3 separate regions of the Mus musculus genome follow, and regions 2 and 3 are each linked to region 1. The links are chromatin loops, found by intact Hi-C in ENCODE. Cell type or tissue: left cerebral cortex. All regions are shown on one strand. Links, peaks and the distances in the headings refer to the core of each region. The heading gives the core; the rest is flanking DNA.

Region 1 (7,758 bases), core at 2,036-6,035:
CCCTTATTTTACATGAAATTAAAAACAATTTCTGTTGCGTTGCGGCAAGTTTGATTTCAACACAGTTGAATCAGTAAAAACCAAAGCTCGTTTCCGATGCAGGACGAATATCCACAATATTTAAAACTGCAAGCACCATGCGGTTCATACAATCTTGTTATTTACTGTAAATTGTATCAACTAATACAAACTCAAAACAAACAAACAAAAAAGCATCCAGCCAGCAGTGCCAGCAAATTCAGGTGGGGATTTTTAAAAAGTCCGCTTTCATTTTGGTATTTTTTTTTTATTGTCAGTGCAACCGAATCCTCTTACTGACCCGCAGAAATGAAAGTAACAGTAAAGAAAAACACCTAGACCTCCCCTATAACTACTGTACAACGGAAGGGACTTGAACACCACCATTAAGTCTCCCTGCTCTCCAGACAGCAGAGAAACATATAATGCACTGGTCTAAAGGACACACTTGAGAGTTGCAGCGTTAGTTGCCAATGTGTGGGTTTCTAGTACATTCTAAGAATGGCTGTTTGGCTCAATGGGAGCTCAGATCATCACACGTAGCAAGAGGTGGAAGAAATCTTTTCACCCTAAGCCCTGGGGGGAGGGAGTTTGCAGTTAGCGCTCTTCTAGAGGATTCCAAACCAGCCCTGGGTTGACTTCTTAGGACGCAAAGCCTGTCTTGTTTTCTTCGTGTGTGTGTGTGTGTGTGTGTGTGTGTGTGTGTGTGTGTGTGTGTGTGTGTGTGTGTGTAGAGGAGCAGTCGTGGGTGTGTGTATGTCAATTTGGCCCCAAGACCCAACAATAATAAAGGACACACTCCTGCACGATGTGGATCTCGGCATCTGTCTCTCCCTTAGCTTTCCCTCAACAAAACTTAAAACTGAAGTGGGAAGGACGAGGGGGGCGAAGAGATAATCCCAAGGATTCCCCGGACAAAGTTGGGCTTGGTGGGTTTTTTCTTTCTTTTATTTTTACTTACAAACAAAAATGGCATAATAATAAACCCAAACAAAGACTCAGCTTGCTGCTACCTTCTCAAGATGGTTTGGCCGGGGCGGGTAATCTACAAGCCGGCCGGCGACTGAAACTCTGCTCGCTCGCTCGCAGCCGCAGGAGTTTGGGAACTGCATCCCTTCTCACCCAAAGAAACAAGGGGGTTATGATTCATGATCAACAACATGCTAAAGTTAAACAAGAAAATGGTACAAAATAGAAATTATTACCATACATGTCCAGCATGCAGGATTAATATTTTTAATGCAGATTTTCGTATTTTTCTATATAATCGAGCAGGCATTAAAACTGATGAGATTTTTTTTTTCCTTCGCGCGCCGAAAGTCCTAACTGAGGCCCGCGTCTCCGGCTGAGAGCCAGTGTTCTCCGTACTCTGGACAGACAGATCTGTCTGTTTTTCCTTCCTTAGCTCAGCCTTGCCTCGTGCCCACGGGGACTCCAGAGTCCCTCTCCTCTCCTCTGCTCTTCCTGGGACGAACTGAGTCCTGGGCTGCAAAGCGGCGGCCCTGGCACTCACAAAGTTCTCAGAGCCAGAAGTGTCCAGACGGCCTTGGCGACTCCTTGGAATAAGCCTCGCGGCCTTCCAGCTTGGAGAAAAGTTACTCCCGGACCTCGCACCCGCCCGGGTTTCTCTAACTCTGCCCAAGTCTAAGAGGCTGCGCCGCCCTGAGCTGCCCTCTTCTTAGCCAAGGTTCTCTGCCCGCCCGTGCTCCCGCCTGACTCCCGCGACCCGCGCGTCCTTCCTCCCTCTAGCTCAAGTCAAACAGGTCAAGGCCGGGGCCATGGCAGGGACAGGGAGTCCAGGGCTAGGGGCGCAGAATAGGGAGTCTGGGCCAGGGCAAGGGCGGGGGCCGGACCCGCCAGGACTCACAGAAAGAACTCAGGAGAGGAGGGGCTGTCGCTGGTGGAGCCCGCCTCCCTGAAGCCGGAGTTGGCGAGTTTCTCGCACTTGACCTTGTAGGCGTCTCTCTCGCGGGCCAGCCGGGACACCTCCTGCTTAAGCTGCTCCACCTGCTGAATGAGCTGCGTCTTCTCGTTCTCCAGGTGATGTTTCTGCTGGACGCGTTTATACCTGCACGACTGGGCGTAGCCCCGGTTCTTCAGGGTCCGCCGCTTCTGCTTCAGGCGGATCACCTCGTCCTTGGTGAAGCCCCGCAGGTGGCGGTTCAGCTCACGCACCGACATGGACACCAGCTGGTCATCAGAGAAGCGGTCCTCCACACTACCGTTGCCGCCCGCAGCCGTCGCCGCGGCTGTTGCGTGCGGTCCCGGCCCCGGGTGGCTAGTGGGTAGCTGTTGCGCGGGACTGGCAGCGCTGGACGGCGGGGGCGACGCTTGGTGATGATGGTGATGGTGCGGGTGAGCGTGCTGGCCCAGGTCATCGTGAGTCACACCTGCTCCTGGGTACCCGTGGTGCGGATGAGGGTGGTGGTGGTGGTGATGGTGGTGCGCACTACGGAAGCCGTCGAAGCTCTGCAGCGGCTGGGGCACTGGGTGCGAACCGATGAGCGCCTCCACCGCGTCCTCGGGCGTCAGGTTGAGTGCCTCGGGGTTCATCTGCTGGTAGTTGCTCGCCATCCAGTACAGGTCCTCGAGATGGGTCTTCGGTTCAGTCGGACTGAAGCTGGGAGAAGAAGGCACGGAGCTGCACGGAGTGCTGAGCGGGGTGGACGACACCGAGCCAGCAGGCTGCAGGCGTGTGCATGGCCGGCCCGGACGCTCCGCGCGCCCCAGGGGCTCCTTCTTCACGTCGAACTTGAGAAGGTCGAAGTCGTTGACGTACTCCATGGCCAGCGGGCTGGTGGGCAGCTCTTGCCCCATGCTCAGCTCCGCGGCCATCGCTAAAAGCGAGGCTCAGCCGCCGCTGCCGCGGGGAAAACTTTGCGGCCGGCCGGGACGCGCCGAGCCAAACGCGGGGGCGAAGAGCGGCAAGCCGGGGAGGCGGGGAGCCGAGGGCGCAGCGGGCCGGGGCCGCCGGCCAAGCCTTTGTCTGGGGACGCGGCGGCGCGCCGGAGAGTCCTCCCGAGGCTGCCTGAGCTGCCCCGGAGCTTGGGGCTGCGAGCGCGCCGGGAACGAGTCAGGTCGAGCCGGGGCAGGGTAGAGAAGCCGGCGAGGTGCGCGCAGGGGCAGAGGGGAGGCGCGGGGCAAGCGCCCGCCGCTCGCTCTCCGACTCTTTGGCTCTAGGGCTTTCTTGCTTGCAGCCGCTCGCAGCCCGGCGGTGCAGCTGTGCAGGAGCTGGCGCCGCCGCCGCCTTTTATCGCTTCCTGATGTCACTGGAGCGCGGGGGCCCAAGCGGCCCGGCGTGTTGGCCAATGGCTGCACGGCCCCCGCGGCCCAGCGACGCTGGGCGGGGCGTGCCTGACAGCTCCCCCGCCCCCCCGCGTCAGCTGACTGGAGACCGGAGGAGCCCCGAAGCCGTTGAGGCCTGGAGGAGGGCTGGAGCCGAGTGGGACGGACCGCCTGGTCCCAACCCCCAACACCCTCTGAGTCGAGGTTCCCGCACGCTTGCCTTCAGTGCGCGCCCCACTTCTGGACCAAGCCGCCGTTCCCACCCCGCTGTCTGCACTCACGCCTCCCTACATACTCTTTACACTCCCACCCTCGGCCCGTGTCACCCCCAAGTAGGCTCAGAATAAGCGCCCGGGATGTCGCTTCCCTGGCCCTTTGTTCCCAAGCGGCCCCCGCCCAGTGGGCGACGCTCCGTGTGTCCTCGGCGCCGCGGGCCGAGTGAATGTGTGTGGTGCGTGCCTGTGTTTCGGTAGCTCTGTCTGCGCTAATGTATGCGGTGGGGGAGGGCGGGGTTGGGGCTCCAAGAGTTCTGTTCAGATCTAACTCTTAACCTCTAGGAAGGTTCCTCGGGCCAAGAGACGCTGTTCCTCTCTTAGCCGGTTCAGTGATTGAGCTCAGAAGACAGAGCTCCAGTGGTCTCGCAGCTCCGTGCATTCGCCACCCCCCCACACACACCCCCAAACGCTCCCAAAGAAGATAAACAAACAAACAGAGTTGGCCCAAAGGCTCTGAATACCTTTCACTTGCCAGTCGTGTGGAAACCTTACAACTCCGAGGCTCAGAGCCGAGACCAACACCGGTCTGTGCACTCAGTGGCTCTGGGATGCTGGGGAACCCGGCCCTGTTTTTGTCTGAACGTTTTGTAAGGATTAAGCTGATCCAAGCTTCTGACGGCTGCAAGGAGATTCAAACAGGCATAAAGTGCGACCCCAAGTGGCCACGGTGCGCAACGGCGCCCTGAACCGGTTTGTTCTTTGCGGGAGGGAAGGCTTGGATGGCGTCTCGGACCCGTGCAGGTCCAGCTAACTGATCCGGCCAAGCCAGGCCTGAACGCAGGCTGTGTGCGGCCTGAAAGCCAGGGCAGACTCCTCTGGAACTATGCACAGGCCCTCCGACCCCATCTTTGGACTCAACCACTAACCCTCTCTGCTCACCTTTTCTGAAATTCCATATGCAAGCCTTCCAGGTGTGCTTGTGGGCTACTCCTCTCAGGAAAGGTCCTGAGCTGGGAAGATCAGTATTCTAAACTGAAAACGCCAGGTGACGAAGGTTCAGGGCTACCGGATGAGAAACTTCTCCGGAACGCAGACGGGAGGAGGAAGGCAGAACACTGGGCTTTCAGACAGGGCTGTTGGGCGCCGACAGAGACTCCCTGCCCTGGGCCAGAAGGGCAGGAAATGTGGGACTTTCCTCAGACCCCGACCCCGACCCCAAAAGTGAATAGATGTCGAATTCGCTGGATCCGGAGATCCGACCCGGCTCCCACGTCGCTTTTTGCTTCCCAGCTCAGGACGCGGAAAGATGAGCGTCAGAAAGCGCGCTGGGTGAGTGTGTCCTAGCTGCTGGCTGCACAGGACCTGCCCTCCAACACCGCGCACGGGGGGCTAGTGACCCGCAGCATTGACAACCAGACCAGACCTTTTCCCCCCTTTTAACAGAAAGAAAAATTTGCTTCCAATCAATAAGAAAAGCCTTTCCCCCCTTCTTAAATCCTTAGGGAAGGCGGGGTAGAGACTGGTCACAGGAGCCTAATTTTAACCAAATGGGTGTATTTTAACTAAAACTTCACCTAAAAGGTTTAGATCAGTGAACTGCTGGGGAAATCTCGAGCCCTTTGGAGAAGTGCGCTCTCGGCAGAAATGATTCGACTGCCTAGGTAGAGAGCCAGGGCGGTTAGGCTGAACCTCCCACAGATGAGATGGGCGATGAGGACACAGACTCTCGCCTAAGAGTCGCAGCTGCGGTCCTGCGAGGAGAGCGCGCTCTCGGACCTCGGCTCAGCCAGGGGACGTTGAGACCATCAGGTTTAGAGTTCCGGGTCTCTGCAAACCGGGGTTTCAGGCTCGACCACCACACGCATACTCTCTTAACACTCATGGGGCTCCAGCTTTAACCTCGCCCCACTCCCCCCACCCCCAGTCATCCGAGACGCAGCGCTTCCCGAGTACGCGCCTCACTGCAAACCCTCCTGGGAACACCGGGGAGGGCAGCAGAGCAGGGCTTGCTCCCGCGTGTCTCTGTCATCACGGAGGGCTCAAACCCCACTTCTCAAGAATGTGGCCCTTGAAGAGGACTCTTGTGGCCCCAGACCAGTAATTGTAAAACTCCAGAAGAAGCGCTACTCTCTCAGGCTTGGGGGACTCGGCCTTTGTCCCGGCCGTTTTTCTCCTCTTTGTCCCCGTGACTATCTCTGTTGTAACCACTCTCTTCCTCTGAGCTTTAGATGAGCTATCTCAGCGTCTCCTAGGTTCACTTTCCCACCCCCCAACCCGTTTCCGTCCTGGAGTAGCCCCTCCTTCCAGAGAGAGAGAGAGAGAGAGAGAGAGAGAGAGAGAGAGAGAGAGAGAACACCACACTCCGGTGGGCGCAAGAGTGAAACAGGAGGGTTGCCCCAATTGAAGGCCTTTGCTCGCAGCCTATCCCATTTCAATGGTCCAGCCTCCCCCATTCTAATTCCTATGCGCTCTGCTGCATGGTTTTGGAACTCCTGGGCTAATGACCTTTCTCTCTCCAGGCTGCCACTGCAGACTCAGTATTCGCGTGAGGATTCCTCCCAGTCCATGGTATCACAGCAGGACAGGACAAAGGACTGGTCCCCCCAACCCTGAAAGGCAGGGGAGGTGGAGAGGGTTCAGGGACGCATTTTAACTCGGAGCCCAACGCGCAATAAGACCTCGATGGGTTGTTGAAAGAAGTGGAGAAGCAAGGGGAAAGAGGCAGGAGGCCCAGGCACCGAAGGAAAGCCGGGATTGCCAGTGGCCAGAGCCCCTGTACCCAACAGTTCCTACCTAGCGCCTAAATACATACTTGAGGATTTTTTTTTCTCCAAAGCAAGCCCTGCTGCATCATCCTTTAACTACATCGCAGTGATGGAAGGACTCGGAAGGGTCCTAGATACTTGGCCTTGAGGTACTCTTATTTTAGGAGCAAAAGTTACTCTCCAAAAGAGCAAGTATGAGGTTCTCTCGACACTGCCTTCTTCGTGACATCTCTGCCATGCCATCAGGGTAATTTGATAAATACCCAGCGGCGCGCCTTTCAGCCTGCGCTTTCGGACTAGGGCGGCGCCCTGGCACCTGCGCTGAGGTGCGTGGCTCTTCCCGGTTTCCCGGAGGGCTGCAGGTGCTTTGTGAGCAAGTAGGCGGATCTGCTCTGCGAGTGTAGGAGTGAGATTTATGGCACATAGGAGGCGCGTGCGTGTGTACGTGGTGTGTGTGTGTACTGGGTGAGTGACCACATCTTTCTGCATGTAGAAGTTGGAGACTTGCAGCCCCTTACATAACAGGGGCTGTCGGAAGTCACCAAGCAGAAACCCTTGGACTTCAGGGCCCCAGGGCCTGCGTTTTACTGGGGAGGGAGTAGCGTTTGGAAAGAAAAACAAGAAAAACCTCAAAAGCCTGCCTTTGGACATTTTGTTGCCCAGACTTCTCGTGTAGCCCTGAGGTCTGCGCTATCTTCACAAGACCCCTAGAGAAGATTCCCTGCGTTGCCTGAAAACCTCTGGAAGTCTGGCTTCCAAATGCGTGGTTGGCTAGGGCGTCCTGCCCTCCTTCTTCCTCCCTCTCCACAGTAGCTATCACTTCCACTTAGTCCCTCCTCGCACAACCTCCATCAAAATCCAAAGCAGCACTTCCAAAAAGGGCTGGTGCTATTCTAGATCCTGGTACCTCTGGCCCTGTAGCAACCACAGTAACACCATCTATCTGCCCAGCGGGGATGGAGAACCCCTCCAGCGCACAGCCAAGAAGCCTGGATTTGTTCTACAGCAGCAAAGTGCACTTCTTTTTGCTTTGTTTTAGTGTGTCAGAGAGATCATTTTAAAATTCACACCAGGCTCACATTCCATAACCACTGAGTAGTACAGCCTCAAAGAGAATTTGAAAGGTCTATTATTCACATTGCCATTGGATTCTGATACTCACATCTCTCATAGGCAGCAGCTATCATTATTCCTACTTTGCATAGATTGGCTGGCAATTGTCCTACGAGTTTCACATTCATAAAGGGCCCTGAGATGGCCAAGCTCACCCAAAGGCATAGGGGAGGCTCATAGAGGTTAAGTGCTTCATTTAAATGTGCACAGAGGTGATAAAGCAGAACTTCTGACATCAGTCCTGTGCAGTGGGGGGAAGGGTTTTTCTACCTTGAATGAGCAGTGACCCATGGACCCAGGTGTCTGTACACTTCTGGCTCCAAAAAGTTGGAATTTCCAACTCTCTGTAAGACTACTGACTG
Region 2 (7,758 bases), core at 2,297-6,296, 120 kb before region 1:
TGTTTAAATTGGAATCCGATTCTTCATTCAAAAAACTCATTCTACTATGCACACAGCTTGGTTCTAGATGCTGAGAAGAACTGAAGAAATAAACCAGGCCCCAGATGCAGCCATAGCAAAGGCAAGCAACAGCAGCTTCACATTTGTGGTGTTGCCCTTTCTGCTTCTTCACACCACCCCTCCAATATCGGTGGGCCAATGCTAGAAACGCACAGGTAGTGTAGTAACCTCCAGCATACGCACCAGTTTACAGAAACGCACAGCAGCATGAAGCCCTGCCCACGGGTGGAGACAGGGGCCTGGGATAAGCCACTTCCTGCTTGCCCGGGCAGAACAGGTTGAAGTTCTCTGGCACCTGTGGCAGGGCTGGGCTTGGACAGAGAGCAGAGACAGAACCTGGAAATTACAGGTCACAAATCTCCCCTCCCTCCCCTCCACCTGGTGCCCCCTCCCTGGCCCTGTCCTCAGCCAAGCACAGGAGCAATCGCTCAAGTTTACGAGGGGCTGTGTGCAGGTTGCAGACCTACCACCATCAGTAATGGGTTGTTGTTTTTATTTTCCATTTATGAGGAGTCTGAGTTACTACCTACGGTCACCACAGCCATCAAACTGCTCCTGGGGCTGAGATTTACATACAAGCCATGTGACCTGCAACAAGCTTCGAGAGGAGAGGAATAAAAGGACATTTACAGTCTAATTAGAGCCGATGATTGATACCCCAGGACTGCAAAGATCAGCCTCATCTGCCCTTAAAAGCCTGGGAAACCTTCACCCGCAATGCATTGTTACAGGCTGTGGCACACAGGATGTGAAGCCAGGGCTCAGAACAGGTGAGCACACATTCCCTCCCTGGTGTGAGGCTGAGGAGGTCTAAGAAGCAGGTGAGGAGGAAGCCTGGGAGGGACAGCCCTCTACTCCTCTCACCATTGCATCAAATTAATGTAATAATTACCTCTATTAGCTGAACAAAGGTCCCTGACAAGCAGTTAATAAGCTCTGGTGGCCTCCATAGCTTTCATCCTAAGATCTCAAAATGTACTATAAATAATTAAATGTTATCATTTGGTGATTTGTGTAACCAAAGAACCTTATAACCTCTACTTTCTGAGTTTTTTCCCCTTCCACTTTACAATGAATACGTTAACCGTTCTGTGCCCAAGTAGAGAGTCTTCAGTGCAGAGAGCCCAGGTGGCGTGGATAAGATCACAAGGTGCCTCACAAAGGTCTTAGTCTTCACCCCCACTATCTCTCTATGGGATGAATGGCTGCCTCACCCCTGACCTTACCCAGTCTCAGGCATAGTTATATACTGTAATGTTTCCTGCTGGAAAGATCCCTGGCAGATGCACAGATCCCTCACTAGCCCTGACCCTGGCCCCTGCTACCCTGTGCATTCCCCACCTCAAACATGGTCAGAAAGTATACTCCTTTCTCATGTGGTTTAGTGGACCTATAGGTTTGGATTCTTACAAGCAACGTACAGGTTTCCGTCAAGTATCAGAAATCTGTGCCTTTTGCATCTACCATTTAGCTGCTGCCTCCCCCAAAAGCTATCATTTTCCTGTGACTAACATGTACTGGTAGCTTAATTTACAATGTGGCAGGACGCTATATCCAAAGAGCCATTTCGTCATCTGCTGCCAACAGGGCTCCAATGCTTGTATTAAGATCTGCATAGGCTAGGGCCTGTAGGAACCAAGAGCACTCTGTGTTACCCATGGGCAGGGCAGGTGTTCTGTCTTGAAGAGAGGCCTTAAGCTGAATCCTGCCCAGATACGGGCACTGCGAAGTGAAGCATTTGCTGAACTGACCCTCTCTCCCATCAGCCTGAGCTTCCCGTCTTTGAATCTTCCCTGTGTGACGTGGTAGGTAGTTATTCCCATTTCACAGGCATGGACCCTAAGATGAGAGAGTTATACAAAACTACACAAACCGCAGATGCCTGGATGAGAAGAGAACTTGGTTCCACGTTCCTCTTACAACCCCCCAGCTCATCCACTATCCAAATGAAGAAGCGATTTGACTCCTGACTGGCTTGAACTCCCGAGACCCTCTGAACCAGCAAACTAAGGGAATCAACACTGCATCCAAAGCAAAACGGGAAACTGGCAGCTATCCAGATATTCTGGCAATTCAATTCAGAATATTGGGGGGGGGGTGTTTGAGGAGTTTTACTATCATCATTATTATAATTGCCACCACAAATAAAATTAACTAGATTGTGCTAGATGTCCTCATTGCCTGTGCGACATTTAGCTGTGTCTGCACGTCAGTGAAATTATAGCAGGCCCCAGCCCATCACCTTGTCTCTATGGGTGAGGCAACTGCATCTTGTCTGTGATCGCTGCCTCATTTTCATTCATCAGATATTCACTGGGTACCAATGGTATGTCACACCCAGTGCTGGAGGTCAGGATGACATGGGTGACTGAGACAGTCCCCACCCTTGGGATCCACCCAGCCTAGGGAAGCCATTGAGTACAGATCCCAGAAGGAGGGTGTCAGGGCAGATAGGACAAGACTAAGAAATTGGAGAAGCCCAGAAGAGACCTGTCACGACCACAATATGCAGTCAGCTAGCTACTGACTCAGAGGCCACTACCAGGATCAATGGGATTTTACAGAGCTATGAAGATCTCTTTGCTTCTTCTGGGGGGGGGGGGGGACTACCTCTCAACTCCTCCTAGGATAGCTAACTCGCTTCGATCACATCGTTGTAACAAAGTACCCTAGACTGGGGGACTCAAGCAAACCCGTTTGCGTCTCATGCTCTGGAGGCTGAGAAAGCCAACAGCAGCCAAGAAATCAAAGCAGCAGGAGGACCTACTATCTAATGCACTAAACACATCTTGCTTACCTGAAGCCATCTTCTGGCTTCACTCTCATGTGACCAAGGACAGTGACAAACAATGTTCTCCTGTGTCTTCTTAGAAGGACATTGATCCCATGCGGAAGGCTCTACCGGTGTGGGATAGGTGTTCATCGTGATGCTGACCTTAAAGTACCTCTCGTGTTAATCTCTCGCTTCTGCTCTCTGCCATAGTATATGATATTGGGTTCTTGTACTTAGCCCTGGTGTTTTTCATGGGTTCGAAAGGATTCTCTCCTCACCGAGAGCACACTCCCTTGGCTATCCCTTCAAACAAGAAGTTTTTCCTCACTCAAGGGAGAGTCTAGTAAGGCCTACTTGGGGTCATTTTTTGTTTGTTTTTGTTTGTTTGTGTTAAGACAGAAACTCTCCCTGTCCAAGACCAGAACTCAACACAGTAGCCAACCTGCTTTATATGAGCTCTTAAGACCCAGGCATGGACTATTAGGAGGTTAAATGATGAACAGACAGTCACAGGGCAACAAACACTGTCCTCTCCCATAGACGTTCATCCTAAGCATTTGAAAGACAACCTATGGGATGGGCGAAGACAGGCATTGAGAGTTGTTTTATAATCTATAGAAACCTAACCCAAAGAGTTTGGTAACAGTATTTGATGCTCATATCAAAGAATCTAGTATGTGGTACCACTGCTTGTCTGTTAGTTCCGCAAAGCTGCATACAAATTAGGATCTTTGCATCCACTCCAGAGAGCCATCATCTATACAATGGAGTCTTACTCTGTCTATCTGAAGTAACAGGAGTTTGACTAGGGCACTACGCTGAGTGAAACAAGAAAGTCACAGAAGGGATGTATGTATTTGGTTCCATTTAAATGATATATTTAAGAGAGTCACCCTTAAAGATGCAGAGAATAGAATTCTGGTTGCCAGAGGCTGGGCACAGGGAAGGGAAAAGGAGGGTTAAAGGCTTCAGTTATGCGAACCGACTCTAGTGAATTGGGACACAGCACTGCCTCTGTGGCTAACAATACAGTATTCTGCACCAAAACATTTTAGAGGGGAAAAAACTTCTCATTTTAATTGTTCTTATCACACAAAGAAATGGAGAGGGAGGCGAGAGAACACAAGGAACTTTTGGAAATGGGTGCATACATTACCTTGATTAGGTGATGGGATCATGGGCGCTTAGTCCTCTGCAAACTCATCAAATTCTATACATTAAAACTTGGTATTTTTAATATCAATTATAATTCCATAAACGGCTTTAATTTTAAGTCAAGGTGAAAGAAACCACATCAGTTCCTAGAAAGCCTTGGACATAGGAATCCTGCCCCATCCTTATGCCAGACTCCATAAAAATCTCCCTTTTATGCGGCTGGCTGTGTGGACAGAGGAGCATTCCTGACTGAGTTGGCAACTCTATAGAGCAGATCGCAGGCACTTGGACTTATTGGCTCTGACATATGGGTCATGCTCCCGGGCTGGGGGTTTTTGTTTTGTTTTGTTCCTAATATATATAGTTTTATAAGATTTCTTTTATGTTAGGCTGACTCTTTGATCTCCCCAGGAAACTCTCCCCCCGCCCCCGGGTTTTCTTTTAATCTACAAAAATCACTGACCACAGCTGCAGACTGGGAAGGATTCCGTAAAAAAAAAAAAAAAAAAAAAAAAAAAAAAAAAGACAAGCAGAGCTGCAGAGTGAGAAAGTAGAGCACAGGCCAGGAGAGAGATAACAGCAGAGACTGCAGCATGCACTCTGAAACCCTGAAGGATGCGGCTAGCAATCTGGAGCATCCCAGACTCTGTGATTCAGAACGCAGGATTTCGGGCTCTCTGCGTTAAGCTTGGCTCACTTGGCTGCCGCTTTAATCCTTGCAGAGGGAAAACATGATCTGTTTTAAAACGGGAAGAAACTGAGGCTCAGGGATATCTTAGGCTGGGTCCCTCCAAACAGGCACAAAGACTGGCGCCCCTTCCATTCTTTTGGTCCTTTTGAATTTAAAGAGGAATTGCAGCCACACACAAGGTGCTTCAGTATATGTTTATCCAGGCTCCCCAATGGCAACATTTTGCCCAACTTGTATTGACTTTATCATTCCCCTGCTCTCTTCGCTGAGAACTCTGATGATAATAAAGGAGAAATAACTTAGAGACACCAAACATCTTTACCACTAAACGTTTCAATGTGCATGACCTAGGAACAGGGGAGCTCTTTAACACAGTCATGGTATAATGGTCAAAACTAGTGCATTTAACGCTGGAACAACGACACTCCACCTACAAAGCACATACTCATTTTGTCAATTGCGTTAATTAAAGTCTTTTATAAGCTCTGTGTTCTTCCTGGTTCAACCATCCCAGGCCATGCATTGTATTTGATACCCCTGGCTCTTTAAACTCCCTTTGGGCTAATGCTTATTTTTAGCCTTCCTTGACTTTGAAATGCTTTAAGAGTACTGGCCAGGAATTGTGCATCAGGTTTCTCAACTTTAGTTTGTTGGACAGATATACAGACAGACAGACACACAGAGGTGGGGAGGGAAGGAGGGAGGGAGGGAGAGAGATAGAGAGGGAGGGAAGGAGAGAGGGGGAATGAGAGAGGGAGACAGAGAGAGAGAGAGAGAGAGAGAGAGAGAGAGAGAGAGAGAGAGAGAGAGAGAGAGAATGCAGCAACAACAGCACCTCCACTTGAAAGCATTCCAGGAAGAAGGTTTGTGAGGAGTGGTGACTTCAAGGGCACCCAGCCGGGGGAACACCCAGGAGGAGAGGATCTGGATGTGTCCCCCAGTGTCAGTCACATCTCTGAGTTACCCCAGTTGGAGAGCAGTGGAGCAGAGGGCTATAAATCCCATCCCCTGTCCTCATTTTCAGCTTGGAGTCCCATACACAGGTGCTGCAGCCATGGAGGCTCCCCCAATCAAACATAGCGAGGGATTTGGGGAATAAAGTCAGGGCCCTGACTCTGTTAACCACAAAGGGTTTGCCACACCCAGCATCGCACAGCCTCCAATGGTGAGCTCCAGAATTCCACCAAGCTCCCATAACATTGCCCATAGCCCATCACTTCCCGGGAGAGCTAAAGTCAGTTGACTCTGTAACTCAGTGTTTTTTGACTGACTGTCCAAAAGAAGACCTTCTGGATGGCCTCAGGATTGACTTCAGATCCAGTCTGCCTAGGCATTCAGTGCGACTGGGGCCCCACAGAGGAGAAGAGCCCCATGAGCTCTTAGAGATAAGTTAGAAGTAACAAATCAAGACTAGGGATGGCTGGGTTCAGATTTCCTGGAAAGTCTGGGCCAGAGGCCAAGACAGAATCCAAGGGGCAAAGTTGAACAGCCAAGTCAGGGGCCAATGAGCCCTGGTGAGTTGCCCAGGGACCAGAGTCCCTGAGTCAGACTAGGACAGAGCAGGAACTCCAGGGTAGGAGGCTCAGATCTCTGGAGGCTCCAATAAACTCACTGATCAGCTTCATTGCTGTTCCTAGACACCTACTATGTGTCAGATGCTATTTATGGCCAAAGATAGAACAGTAGATGCATTAAGAAAAATAAATCTTAGCCCTGTATGTTTATTTTCAGTAAGAGGAGAGAGGAAAGAAGCAGATGTAATGAATAAGAAGATTACAAACAGGGTAGAGTGGTATGTACTGGTGTTCAGGAGTTTGAGCGGAGGGATCACAAATTTAAGGTAAGCCTAAAACTACATAGCAAGACCCTATGTCAACCGAAGGGGTGTATTAGAATGGATGGGGAGGGGCCTTGTCAGTGTCCTGCAGAAATAAATGGAGCAAGGAGAAGGTGCGGTTGCAAAGGTATGAGGCAGGGGGATGAGCAAATCTGCTTTGAGAAGGTAACAAAATCTCAAGTGTTCCTAAGGGCAATTCGTCCCACTGGAAGGCAAGTCCCTTTCTTTCCTGTTAGGATTCAGAGATTCCAGCTTCCTAGGTATTAATCGGGGTTGATTCCATTTGAAGCCAGATTTCTAAGCAGCATAAAGGTCTCTGGTAAAGGTGAAGAATTGTAAAAAAAAAAAAAAAAAAAAAAAAAAAACTTAAGATCTTCTCTGGGTGCAAAGACCAGAAAGCAGGGAGACATGACATTTAAAGTTCCACCTGGACATGTGCCAACAGCAGGGACTATGACCCCAGACTCTAATCATCCAGGCAAAATGTGGGTCATGGGGGACAGAAGTAGAACCTGAGATTTAAAGATTCGCAAGTGGGCTGAGAGGAAGAATGTCAAAGGCCTCCTGCGGCCCCACTGGGGGCTAAGTCTACTATCAACACTAGCAACTCCAGGCCCCATTCCGAGTCAGCTGCTGTCCTAGACAGGGTGGATGCCAGCAGGAGGCTGGGTCTGTAGTTATAGCTGTTAGCCTGAATTTCCCAGACTACCTTCCGTGTCCCACATCATCACGTCACCCAGCACTCTCAGCCTGAGACTTTGCACCATGGTTAAGTCGAGATTCTAACCTCGTCCCTAGCCTGAATCTATTCCTCCTAACCAACTCCACTGAACTCCGCAGGCTCATACAGGAACCTTGTCTGCAATGTTCATGGTGGCTTCTTCTTCTCCTGTCCCTTCTTACAGTTCCAGCTCCTTAGATGACTTCTAAATGAGTACCTACTAAGTGCCACACATCATAAGCCTAGAGACCACTCTGCAAAGGATCTATGTCTTCCATTAACAGCTGTCATTTCACCTAGAGCCCCAGGGCAGTAAATAAGTATAATGAAGAAACACGCACCCAGGATTAGAACCCAGACCCAGCAGCCCCTGCTTTCCCATAATGCCCTGCAGCCTCCAGCCATGTTTCTCAACTGCAAAATGGGTTCAATAATACATGCCTCAGAGGGCAGTTGTGAGAGTTCAACATAAAGCCATCCACACAGGACCTGGCACATTCGGGAAGTGTTATGCTCATACC
Region 3 (7,758 bases), core at 2,297-6,296, 720 kb before region 1:
AAACACCATCAGATCCTTCTACAAAAGGCTATACTCAACAAAACTGGAAAACCTGGACGAAATGGACAAATTTCTGGACAGATACCAGGTACCAAAGTTGAATCAGGATCAAGTTGACCATCTAAACAGTCCCATATCACCTAAAGAAATAGAAGCAGTTATTAATAGTCTCCCAACCAAAAAAAGCCCAGGACCAGATGGGTTTAGTGCAGAGTTCTATCAGACCTTCAAAGAAGATCTAATTCCAATTCTGCACAAACTATTTCACAAAATAGAAGTAGAAGGTACTCTACCCAACTCATTTTATGAAGCCACTATTACTCTGATACCTAAACCACAGAAAGATCCAACAAAGATAGAGAACTTCAGACCAATTTCTCTTATGAATATCGATGCAAAAATCCTCAATAAAATTCTCGCTAACCGAATCCAAGAACACATTAAAGCAATCATCCATCCTGACCAAGTAGGTTTTATTCCAGGGATGCAGGGATGGTTTAATATACGAAAATCCATCAATGTAATCCATTATATAAACAAACTCAAAGACAAAAACCACATGATCATCTCGTTAGATGCAGAAAAAGCATTTGACAAGATCCAACACCCATTCATGATAAAAGTTTTGGAAAGATCAGGAATTCAAGGCCCATACCTAAACATGATAAAAGCAATCTACAGCAAACCAGTAGCCAACATCAAAGTAAATGGAGAGAAGCTGGAAGCAATCCCACTAAAATCAGGGACTAGACAAGGCTGCCCACTTTCTCCCTACCTTTTCAACATAGTACTTGAAGTATTAGCCAGAGCAATTCGACAACAAAAGGAGATCAAGGGGATACAAATTGGAAAAGAGGAAGTCAAAATATCACTTTTTGCAGATGATATGATAGTATATATAAGTGACCCTAAAAATTCTACCAGAGAACTCCTAAATCTGATAAACAGCTTCGGTGAAGTAGCTGGATATAAAATAAACTCAAACAAGTCAATGGCCTTTCTCTATACAAAGAATAAACAGGCTGAGAAAGAAATTAGGGAAACAACACCCTTCTCAATAGTCACAAATAATATAAAATATCTTGGCGTGACTCTAACTAAGGAGGTGAAAGATCTGTATGATAAAAACTTCAAATCTCTGAAGAAAGAAATTAAAGAAGATCTCAGAAGATGGAAAGATCTCCCATGCTCATGGATTGGCAGGATCAACATTGTAAAAATGGCTATCTTGCCAAAAGCAATCTACAGATTCAATGCAATCCCCATCAAAATTCCAACTCAATTCTTCAACGAATTGGAAGGAGCAATTTGCAAATTTGTCTGGAATAACAAAAAACCTAGGATAGCAAAAAGTCTTCTCAAGGATAAAAGAACTTCTGGCGGAATCACCATGCCAGACCTAAAGCTTTACTACAGAGCAATTGTGATAAAAACTGCATGGTACTGGTATAGAGACAGACAAGTAGACCAATGGAATAGAATTGAAGATCCAGAAATGAACCCACACACCTATGGTCACTTGATCTTCGACAAGGGAGCTAAAACCATCCAGTGGAAGAAAGACAGCATTTTCAACAATTGGTGCTGGCACAACTGGTTGTTATCATGTAGAAGAATGCGAATCGATCCATACTTATCTCCTTGTACTAAGGTCAAATCTAAGTGGATCAAGGAACTTCACATAAAACCAGAGACACTGAAACTTATAGAGGAGAAAGTGGGGAAAAGCCTTGAAGATATGGGCACAGGGGAAAAATTCCTGAACAGAACAGCAATGGCTTGTGCTGTAAGATCGAGAATCGACAAATGGGACCTAATGAAACTCCAAAGTTTCTGCAAGGCAAAAGACACTGTCAATAAGACAAAAAGACCACCAACAGATTGGGAAAGGATCTTTACCTATCCCAAATCGGATAGGGGACTAATATCCAATATATATAAAGAACTCAAGAAGGTGGGCTCCAGAAAATCGAATAACCCCATTAAAAAATGGGGCTCAGAGCTGAACAAAGAATTCTCACCTGAGGAATACCGAATGGCAGAGAAGCACCTGAAAAAATGTTCAACATCCTTAATCATCAGGGAAATGCAAATCAAAACAACCCTGAGATTCCACCTCACACCAGTCAGAATGGCTAAGATCAAAAATTCAGGTGACGGCAGATGCTGGCGAGGATGTGGAGAAAGAGGAACACTCCTCCATTGTTGGTGGGAGTGCAGGCTTGTACAACCACTCTGGAAATCAGTCTGGCGGTTCCTCAGAAAACTGGACATAGTACTACCGGAGGATCCAGCAATACCTCTCCTGGGCATATATCCAGAAGATGCCCCAACTGGTAAGAAGGACACATGCTCCACTATGTTCATAGCAGCCTTATTTATAATAGCCAGAAGCTGGAAAGAACCTAGATGCCCCTCAACAGAGGAATGGATACAGAAAATGTGGTACATCTACACAATGGAGTACTACTCAGCTATTAAAAAGAATGAATTTATGAAATTCCTAGCCAAATGGATGGACCTGGAGGGCATCATCCTGAGTGAGGTAACACATTCACAAAGAAACTCACACAATATGTATTCACTGATAAGTGGATATTAGCCCCAAACCTAGGATACCCAAGATATAAGATATAATTTGCTAAACACATGAAACTCAAGGAGAATGAAGACTGAAGTGTGGACACTATGCCCCTCCTTAGATTTGGGAACAAAACACCCATGGAAGGAGTTACAGAGACGGAGTTTGGAGCTGAGATGAAAGGATGGACCATGTAGAGACTGCCATAGCCAGGGATCCACCCCATAATCAGCATCCAAACGCTGACACCATTGCATACACTAGCAAGATTTTATTGAAAGGACGCAGATGTAGCTGTCTCTTGTGAGACTATGCCGGGGCCCAGCAAACACAGAAGTGGATGCTCACAGTCAGCTAATGGATGGATCATAGGGCTCCCAATGGAGGAGCTAGAGAAAGTAGCCAAGGAGCTAAAGGGATCTGCAACCCTATAGGTGGAACAACATTATGAGCTAACCAGTACCCCGGAGCTCTTGACTCTAGCTGCATATATATCAAAAGATGGCCTAGTCGGCCATCACTGGAAAGAGAGGCCCATTGGACTTGCAAACTTTATATGCCCCAGTACAGGGGAATACCAGGGCCAAAAAGGGGGAGTGGGTGGGCAGGGGAGTGGGGGTGGGTGGATATGGGGGACTTTTGGTATAGCATTGGAAATGTAAATGAGTTAAATACCTAATAAAAAATGGGAAAAAAAAAAGAAATGGATAGATTTGTACTGATATGGGTTTTTTTGTTGTTGTTGTTTTTTTTTTTTTTTTGGATAGTTTCAGTAAATATAGGAAGCAGAGCAAAAAGAATTGGGAGCATAAAGGCCTTTTTGGAATGAGAGGTTTCTACAGATGACATTCTAGAAGCATCTATCTACACAGAGATGAAGGTACCTGGGATGAAGGGAAAGTAGTGGGCCATGCAGAGAAATGGGAACATTCTCGATAGTGTTCTTCATCTGGGTTGGGAAGTGTCCGTGTGAGCATGTGGACCAGTGTGTGGACAAGTATATGACCTCAATTGCAATGAGTCCTACTTTGAGATGCTATGGGGACATGAGAGGAAAAATGAATTCTATTACTTCTCCAACCCCCTTCTACGTTTTCCTCTGTTCCTGTGTAAGAGTCAGGTGCCTTACAGACAGCACATTCACCTCTCTCATAAACCTTCAATATAAAATATATTACCAGGAAAAATGCACCCAAAATAGTAGGTCCCTTGGGCTTTGGTTTGTATGTTCTCCTTTGTTAGCAATTTCACAGGCTGAGGGTAGCATCTTAACTTCTGTTCAAAGATGCTACTACTCTCACAAGATAATCCAAATGTCACCATTTTTATGTTGTGGGATATACTTAAGGAAAATTAAAGGTGCGACTTGAGGCAGGGAGGACAAAACTTTCTCTAAGTGTAAAGGAAAGATAAATCCCCTGCTGCTCTAGGCACTTGTGATGAAGCTGGCTGCTCTCATCACTGCTGCTGACCCTGTAACCAGGATTTAAAATTACAGCATTGACACAGGCATGATGGTGTGCATCTTGACAGGCAGAAGCAGGTGGATGTCTGTGTGTTCAAGTCCAGCTGAGTTCCAGTCCAGCCAAGACTGCCTAGTGGGACCCTGTCTCAAAAATAATGTAAAAATCTTTACATGTGACTGTTGATGGGGTGTGATTGGGGGTAGGTGGCAGTTTGACAAAAGGCAGCATTTCTATCTCGCACATTTCTTCTGCTTGTTACAGGAGACACACAGCTTCTCTGTCAGTTCTATGCGAACACAATTCCTTAGAATGCCTTAAACATCAGTGTTCATCAGAGCATGGCACTTAGTAGGTGCTCAGCAGGGGGCAGTGTGACACAATGGTTAAAAGCAGAGACAATAAGATGTCCCCGAGCCTCCTCTTCCTCTGCAACACAAGAGTGATCAGTCACTTACATAAATCCGAGATGAGTTACATAACTCATACTTATCCTACACACAAAAGTAGCCAATGAATAATAACTTTGAAATTTACTATTATAAAATATCTCTCTCCAACCTAGATCTCTCATCCCAACTCCAGACCTGGCTATGTTTGTCTAGAAGGTCAGGAAAGGAATCTAACTTAAAATACCTACCTCTTAAATCCAACTAGTGGCTGTTCTGAGCTATCTGGTATCTGCCCACTGTGTCTTCCAGTAATCTAGAATCCAGTTCCAGGGAGTTTTGTGAGTTATTCAGAATTCTCCCCACCTCTGTCCACTGAGTTAATCAGAGTTCTTCCCATAAGACCACCTAAAAATGTCTCCTGAAGCTTCCCATCTTCCTTGATACCCACCACCTCCACAGGTGGTCTGCACTGCCTATCACTACTGACACCCCTGTCTGGTTCCACGTTGCTAAGACCATTCTTATAGGACACACATTTTGGTTCTGCCGCACTTTGCTTGAAACCCATCACTATGTTCCAAGACTCTTGGGATAAAAAAAAACAAATTATTCTTCACCGGCAATTCTGCTCCACCCCCCTGTACTGCCCTTCCCTGCACCCCCTCCACCACCCTTCCCTTGCAACTCCCACTTATTGCAGGGCTGTTTCAGTTCCTTAATTAATAGTCATAAAAAGCTACTGATTCTCTGGGTCACAAAGCTTTAGCACCAGCTGTGTCCCTTCCCTGTCACACCCAGCTTGGCCTAGCTAACTCCACCCATCCTTCAAATTTGTTGTTTCCCTGGGAGACTATTTCTGAATGGACTCATGCCCCTTCTCATAGCTCTTGTACCTATCTTTTGTGGTTGTTCATCACAACATGATGCTGTATGTATTTTAAAAGATCCACAGGACAAGAAGAGAGGAGAAGACTCACTTCGGTTCTCCTTTGAATTCATACTGTCATTTATATCTCCTCTCTCTCTCTCTCTCTCTCTCTCTCTCTCTCTCTCTCTCTCTCTCTCTGTGTGTGTGTGTGTGTGTGTGTGTGTGTGTGTGTGTGAAATGGGGGTTAAAATATTATTAAAAAAAAAGGCTGGCCAGTAGTGTAGAAATGGGACAGATGATGGCAAGCTGATATTTGGATGTCTTGATTCAGTGGGATGCTGCAGAGCACCATATAAGCATCGCTCCAACTGGATGCCATTCCATGAACTTTGGTATGACTTCCTCTCATTACTGATGATGACCAAAGTTTTCCACATTCAGTGTAGAAATAGATCTCCTGGGAATCCGGTGAACACTGTCTGGAGAACATCTCTCCCAATCGTGGAGCAGGTGTTCCAGGGACTTTCCAGGGCCAGATGATCCCACTGATGATCTAAAACACAACTCAGATCCACAAGTTGGCTTGCAACTCTCCTAACTGCTCTGCCACTGGCACTTGCACCTCTTCCTACATATCCTGTGATGGAAAAATCGATCTTACTTAGCAGAAAAGAAAACTGGACCACGGTCCACTTTAAATATACTTGCAATGCCTAAGGGGCTTCTTGGAGCTTCTGATGTACAGAACCAAGAACTGCCCCTGCATGTGAGGGTGTGTACAGCACCCTTGGGTACCCACTAACAAGCTGAAGCCAAGTTGAGGTGGGAAGAAAGTAAACATAAGAGGTGCCAGTTAGAACGAAGAATCAAGAAGACCAAGTTGCTGCTCCCTCATCAACAGATGCAGAGTCAAACACCATGACAGCGTCATCAAGATGGCATTTTCCATTTTTATCTCCTTTCACATTTGCAAAAACCAGGACCCAAATAGATGAAGAAACTGAACCTAAGTTGAGAAGCTGGTGAGGATTTGAGGGAACCCCGAATTAAAAAACACACAGACCCTATGCTATTTAATCTGGCCACACTGCATAGCTCCCAAGGGAGATTCTGTAACATGACCATTTTTCTCCATTCCCCAGTAATGTAGACTTCATTTTTTCCTTTTTTTTTCAATGAAAGAAAACTCTTGAGTGAGTCTAAGGTGTATTCAGAGTAGAGAACTATTTTCTAGTTTCTATATTTACCTCTAGAAGTAAGTCAAAATATTCAAACTGAGACCTATCAATGCTTTAAAGATAAGGCTGCAGTTTAGGGAAACATGGTAGACAGAACCAACAATATCCATATTCTTTGCACTGGAATGCTGGGTAACAAAAAGTTTGTAGTGTTTATAAACCCTGCCTCTGGTAACCTCTTAAGATTGTCCCCCCAAATGGGGAGCAATAACATGCCCTGTTGTATAGGTGAGAAATGAAGATTCTGGGTGCTTGGGTGCCTTGTCTTGTCACATGGGGATAGCATTAAATTCGGGAACGTGTGAGCTAAGCACTTTGTTTCCTTGGGTACCCTTGCACAGGTCACAGATTTTCTTCACCAGTTCAGATCTATGCAATCCTCTCCCATGCTGCAAGGGTTGGAAACAGCAAAGGCAGAAGGATGCTCATTGTCCATATTAGACAGGGATGCTCAATGAGTGGGAGTTTGGGAAACATACCCCTGCAGCTAATGTAATGAATGGATTTTCACATAGTACATAGCAAAAATGTTCAACAAAATAAAAGATACTATGGGCAACCAAGTGTCCCTCCATGACTGATTCTCTAGGTGCATCCTGGGTATCTGCATGTCATTGATATTGAAGGTCTAGAGCATATGAACTGGGATCGAGGCTGCCATCTAAGTATGAGTCTCTGTGATTCTCTGATCAGACTTCAATCCTCAAACACTCAAACAGCAAGTGAGGGACTGATCATTTACAGTTACACAGTGAGGAATTTCCAGGAATGATTTCCCTGTAGCATTTTAATAAGTAATCTATAAATAATAATTTATCGAAGTTGCCCACCGTGTTAGAAAAAGGAATATATTAAAGAAGCCTGGCTAATTGAAGCTGGCAGTTAAGTTCCCTGAATCGAAACCAATCAGTTTATCTACATGGCTTTAAAGAGTTGGGATGAAAATTGCTCATTATGTTCCAACATCCTGATATCCAAAGATCCAGATGTTTCACAAAATATTGACATGGCCTTCCAGGAAACCTACGTGCAACACTGAGTTTAAAACATTCGGATCCAATTAAAAATAAATTGGATCAGAAAGTGTCTTACTTCTCTTTCACTGGGAGCTGAAGAGTCTTGGAAACTGACAGCTGCGTGGCCCACGTCAGCTAGATTGCTGGTTCTAAGTTGGATGGACACACAGCTTGAGTTGTCAGTGACTGCACCCACTCCT

What was found. Peaks named below come from ENCODE experiments on the same cell type or tissue, not always from the same donor. Only the 100,000 strongest peaks of a DNase experiment are listed, where the experiment ranks them.
Region 2: a loop joins it to region 1, with 2.2 times the contacts of the local background. A loop is called at or near these places in 2 of 42 quality-filtered maps.
Region 3: it touches region 1 in a loop (4-fold over the local background); 11 of 42 quality-filtered maps call a loop at or near these places.

The regions. Positions count from the first base shown.
Region 1 is chr2:160,363,824-160,371,581 of GRCm38, forward strand. Mafb (v-maf musculoaponeurotic fibrosarcoma oncogene family, protein B (avian)) reads right to left here and starts at 3,242. Exons shown (of 1, transcript NM_010658.3): 1 at 1-3,242. The coding sequence starts at 2,853. The coding sequence ends at 1,882. In left cerebral cortex, for the core only: CTCF peaks have their summits at 3,257 and 4,242 (motif pointing left); DNase peaks (open chromatin) are centred at 3,341 and 4,214; H3K4me3 peaks cover 2,566 bases; H3K27ac peaks cover 1,246 bases.
Region 2 is chr2:160,240,388-160,248,145 of GRCm38, forward strand. The region is part of intron 1 of Gm34805 (a long non-coding RNA gene); the gene reads right to left. Among named protein-coding and RNA genes, the nearest start is that of Gm34805, 5.7 kb to the right of the region's middle. RefSeq lists an enhancer at 4,106-4,770. In left cerebral cortex, for the core only: no CTCF peak of the experiment used is centred there; a DNase peak (open chromatin) is centred at 4,656.
Region 3 is chr2:159,641,650-159,649,407 of GRCm38, forward strand. No RefSeq gene overlaps it. Among named protein-coding and RNA genes, the nearest start is that of 4933416E03Rik, 300 kb to the right of the region's middle. In left cerebral cortex, for the core only: a CTCF peak has its summit at 4,409 (motif pointing right); a DNase peak (open chromatin) is centred at 4,425.